Linked DNA regions of Homo sapiens: region 2 is linked to region 1. Evidence: read pairs that join two places in POLR2A ChIA-PET (ENCODE). Cell type or tissue: Panc1. All regions are shown on one strand.

Evidence for each region. Peaks named below come from ENCODE experiments on the same cell type or tissue, not always from the same donor. Only the 100,000 strongest peaks of a DNase experiment are listed, where the experiment ranks them.
Region 2: POLR2A ChIA-PET joins it to region 1 with 11 read pairs; 2 of 35 experiments call an interaction of 5 or more read pairs at or near these places.

What each region holds. Positions count from the first base shown.
Region 1 is chr20:2,523,260-2,525,759 of GRCh38, forward strand. It overlaps a transcript of ZNF343 not described here. Among named protein-coding and RNA genes, the nearest start is that of TMC2, 12 kb to the right of the region's middle. RefSeq lists a silencer at 1,386-1,555. In Panc1, a CTCF peak has its summit at 1,301 (motif pointing right); a DNase peak (open chromatin) is centred at 1,222; H3K4me3 peaks cover 1,591 bases; H3K27ac peaks cover 643 bases.
Region 2 is chr20:2,833,999-2,836,498 of GRCh38, forward strand. It overlaps PCED1A (PC-esterase domain containing 1A), which reads right to left. Exons shown (of 8, transcript NM_022760.6): 7 at 2,041-2,316; 8 at 1,316-1,711. The coding sequence ends at 1,464. Among named protein-coding and RNA genes, the nearest start is that of PCED1A, 5.4 kb to the right of the region's middle. In Panc1, no CTCF peak of the experiment used is centred here; no DNase peak of the experiment used is centred here.

The sequences.
Region 1 (2,500 bases):
AATTGCCCACCCCTTTTCCAGAAAACTCATCAATAATCCACACCTTGTTTAGCATACAATCAAGAAATAACTATAAGTATAGTCAGTCCGGCAGCCCATGCCACTGCTATGCCTATGGAGTGGCCACTCTTTTATTCCTTTTTTTTTTAAATAAACTTACCTTCACTTTATGGACTCGCAGGGAATTCTTTCCTTTTTTTTTCTTTTTTTTACATTCAGAATTTTTATTTTAAAACAAAGAATCAGAGTAACATTTATAATAGAAAATCCATATGGAAATATTCACAATCTTCTCAGTGAGAAATGGGAAAACAACTTCCCTGCCTTACTGCCATCCTACTGTTTGAGGAGCCAGAAGTTGACTTGAAGTTGCAAGGTCACCTTTTCCAGCTAAACCCCACTCCATAGCTATGTGTACTTTTTTTTTTTTTTTTTTTTTGAGACGGAATCTCGCACTCTGGCCTGGGCTAGGATGCAATGGTGCGATCTTGGCTCACTGCAACCTCTGCGTCCTGGATTCACGTGATTCTCCTGCCTCAGCCTCCCCAGTAGCTGGGATTACAGGGGCCCACCACCACGCCTGGCTAAGAATTCTTTCTTTCTTACACACGATCCAAGAATCCTCTCTTGGAGTCTGGATGGGACACCTTTCTGGTAACAGTTGCAGTGAGCTGAGATCGTGCCACTGCACTCCAGCCTGGGTGACAGAGACCCCGTCTCAAAAAAAAAAAAAAAAAAATCGAAGTGTGATTCTGAGCCTCTTTGAAAATACTGCTTAGGATAGCTGGTGTGGCCCACTCCCATAATCCCATCACTTTGGGAGGCCTAGGCAGGAGGATCCCTTGAGCCCAGGAGTTCAAGACCAGACTGGGCAACATAGTAAGACCCTGTCTCTCTACAAAATAAAATTAGCTGGGCATGGTAGCACACACCTGTGCTCCTAGCTACTTGGGAGGCTTAGGATCTGCTTGAGCTGGGGAGGTCGAGGCTGCAGTGAGGCATGATCATACCACTGCACTCCAGCCTGGGGGACAAAGGGAGACCCTGCCTCAGAGAGAGACAGATAAATTATACTGCTTAAATTCATCTCAAGTCGCTCTAACTCACAACAAATGCTTACCCTGGCAGAGAACGTGTGATTTTGAGGTTGCTTTCACACATACCTGCTAGTGTCCACTAGGTCTCCACTTCTTACCGTGAGGCTGGGTTTCGCGTTCTGGTTCCAGGCTGTCCCCCCACTGCCTGCCCCTGCCCCGAATCGCAGGTTTTGCCGCAATGGCAAGTCCCAACTTGGCCAACAGGGGGCGCCCGCCCGAACCGCCAGGACCGAGACTCGCGAGCTTCCGGGCCCAGTTCCTCAGATTCAGCGCGGGGGAGAGCTGCGGGCCCCGCCGGGGGAGCCCAGGGGGCCTTCGCAGAGGATCTGGAGGCCTTTCAGAAAGGAAGCCAGGTGCAGGGACGACCCGAAGCCCGGACCCCAGCCCCGGCGCTGCAACAGGCCCGCCCTCCCTGCCTTGGCCCTTCCCTCTTACTATTTTTATTTTGAGCGAGAGTCTCGCTGTGTCACCCAGGCTGGTCTCGAACTCCCCCTCCCAAAGTGCTGGGATCACAGGCGTGAGCCACCGCGCCCGCTGGCTCCCGATCTTCCGCGGGGCCCAGACGCCAAGGTCCCGGCTCTCCATTCGAAAGCGGAGTCCCCCTCTCCGGAGTCGAATGGAATCCCCGCTTCCCGGCTTCCCGCTCCTGAGGCTTAGTCCCCGCCTCTCCCCGAGGGGCTCAGCCCCGCTGTTTCCTCCAGAGGCGGATCCCGCAGTTTTCCCCCCAGAAAAGGAATTCAGCATTTTTTATCCTAGGTCTAACCCGGCCTTCCGCTCCAAGACTAAGTGATGGTCTACGCCGCCGGCGGCCGAATCCCCACCCGCCCTACCAGAGGCTAAGCCCCCACCTCGCGCTTAAGGGAACGAGTCCCGATCTGTCGCCGTAGTGCCGCCCCAGGCTGCCGGCCGCCGAGTCCCCGTTCCCTCCGCACCCGCCACCCCGCGTAGGCTGACTCCCCGCTTGCCGCCCCAAACCGAAGTCCCAATTTTTAGCTTCAGTGGCCTCAGAGACCTGACTTTTCCAAGCTTCCATAGGAAGGTGAGGATGGAGAGCATCTGGCATCCGGAGCCCCTGTCCCTCGGCACAGCCCCGAGGCCTCCGGGGGGTCGGGGGAAAGGGTTCGGGGACCGCAGGGGCGATGAAGCCCCAAACCCTGAGCCATTCTCCGTGCTTCTGGCCTTAGAGGGACTTGCGCACACATGGCTGAGAATATTAACCAGAAAGGTGTTACTGATACCAGAAAGGGGTCCCGATCCAGACCCCAAGAGAGAGTTCTTGGACCTTGGGCAAAAATTCCAGGCGATTCCATAGAGTAAAGTGAAAGCAAGTTTATTAAGAAAGCAAAGGAATAAAGAAGGGCTACTCCATAGGCAGAGCACCAGCGTGGGCTGCTCAACTGATT
Region 2 (2,500 bases), 310 kb after region 1:
CATTGTCTGTGTCAGTTTCCAGCACCAGTGTATTGATTCATTAGCTTCCCTTCATTTGCATTTAGTCTAGTAGATGGCTAGCAAGGATCAACACTTTTCTGGTCTGCTATTTCCATCTCCTTTTGTGTGAGATGTTATGTCCTTCAACAAGGTAAAATTTCATTAATAAGTATGGAAAGTTAATACAAGAATTCTGCATCCTTCTCTTCTATCCATTCTAATTCAAAATTATTTACGGGGTCTTCATGTTACCTTATATTTCTGCCCTCACATCACTTATCAGTCCACTGCCATGCTCCATCCCTCACACCACCCCACATTTTAGTTCACACTCCACTACTGACGTTCTTTGTACAGTCATGAACCTAGGATCAAGACTACCTGTTAAAGCTGAAATCCTATACCTCCCTGCTTTCAACTTCTGCATGGAGCTTAAAACAGTGTCTCTACCACCACCCCTATCCTGGCACCCACCTTGGATTTTGTCTCCCTCAGCTCCTTTTTTGTCTCACCACCAGCACCAAAGCGGTTGGTCTGTGTTCTCTTTCCTTCCACTGCACATCTCATCAATCAAGTTAGAAGTTTCGAATAGAGGCCGGGCGCAGTGGCTCACCCCTGTAATCCCAGCGCTTTGGGAGGCTGAGGTGGGCGCATCACGAGGTCAAGAGATCTACCTCATCCTGGCCAACATGGTGAAATCTCTTCTCTACTAAAAATACAAAAACTAGCTAGGTGTGGTGGTGTGCGCCTGTAGTCACAGCTACTTGGGAGGCTGAGGCAGGAGAATTGCTTGAACCCGGGAGACAGAGGTTGCAGTGAGTGAACTCCAGCCTGAGTGAGACTCCATCTCAAAAATAAAAAAAAGAAGAAGTTTCGAATACGTCTCCCACTTGGGTTTGGGAGCTTCTAGTTTCATTCCAACCACTTACTGTGTGTCCACTATGTGCCAAGAATTATGCAAGATAAGTTTATGCATCTTCGTATCTTTGGAGGTAGATGAATAACGAATATACACATGAATGCATGAGACCGGGAGGTATAGGTAAGAACTAGCCAGACCCAAAATTCCAGACAAAATATTAACAATTTCCACTTAGCCCTTGATTTTTCCCCAAGGTGCTGACAATAGGGGACCCCTCCAGGATCTCTGTTAAATACACATGTTCTGGTGAGGGTAGAATTAAGTATGAGACAGGAGGGCACATTCAATGATTTCTAAATAGTGTGGGGTCAAAGGCCCCACGTTGGACAAAGCCCAGAGGCAACCTCCCCCAATCTTAAGATCATGGTTTGGGATACCCACTGCACACAGGAATTTGTCACTCTGTTCTTCCATGCCTTTATTGGTGACAGCAATGGACAAGAACAATACCAGGCATAGCAGACACCCTAGCCCAGTACCTGAGGTGCCAGGCAGGCCCTGAAGGGCCATTGGCACATCCAGTCCCAGCCCAAGATCCAGTCTACCCAGGCCATGTCCCCGAATGGGCAGGAGGCCGTCTGTCCAGTTTGTATGTGTGGATCAGTCTCTCTGAGTGTCTGAGCCGCTGCCTGCAGGGCCCCCCCATTCTCCGCACATGGTAGGGGCTGTTAGGAACATAGCGTGGCATCCCCCGGTGGACCACTGGGCCCCAGTGCTGACCATGGGGATTAGGGCCAGGGATTGGAGGTGGCAGAGGGCCAGGCACAAAGTTCACTCCAGGGCCACATCCTACAAAAGAACCAGTCATTATAAGAGCAGGCTTCTGGCCAGAGTGAGTGCAGCTCTGCCTTGAAGCAACTCTTGTCCTCCAGGTGAGCTTCTCTGTTTCCCTATCTACAAAAAAGGGATAGTCCTTCCCCTACCTTCAGACGGTGAAACAGTGACAACCAGTGAGCTGATTAATGAACCTACAGATGATGTTTCAGACTCAGGGACTGCTGTGACCAAACCCAGTGCTAGGGGCACAAGGAGCTACCCAACTCCTCTCAGCTCACCTAGGCATAGGAGGCTGGGTAAGGGGAGGTACAAGAGGGTGGGGGAGCTGCAGAAGCACCTACCTAAGTGGGGTGGCATCGAGAAGTCCTCCACTGGATTATAGTTGAAGAATTCATGGGGTGGGAAGGGCTGGCCTGGGAAAAAAGGGGTATCCTGGGGCAGGGGTGGGAAGAGGGGAGGTGGCGAGGGCTGAGGAAGCGGGTAGGGAAAAGGCATGGGAGGAGGCAAAGAAGAAGGTGGGGGTGGGAGCAAGGCCAGGTGCTCCCCGAAGTCTGGGGTCTGCCTATGGCTTCCCTGGAATGGATGATTCATCTCTGCCCAGTCCTCAATCCACGGGTCTAGGAATGGGATGGTTGTTTTAGGTAGGCTTGGGAGCCAGGCTGCCCTGAACTCTGGCCATCCACACTTCTAAAGCTCTATTCCTTCCTCTTGGAGAGCAGAGCCACCAGGCTGGAGCATCCTTGCCCTCTACCCAGTTTTCCTCATTCCCTCTCATTTCAGGCCAAGCCCAAAGTGTGTTCC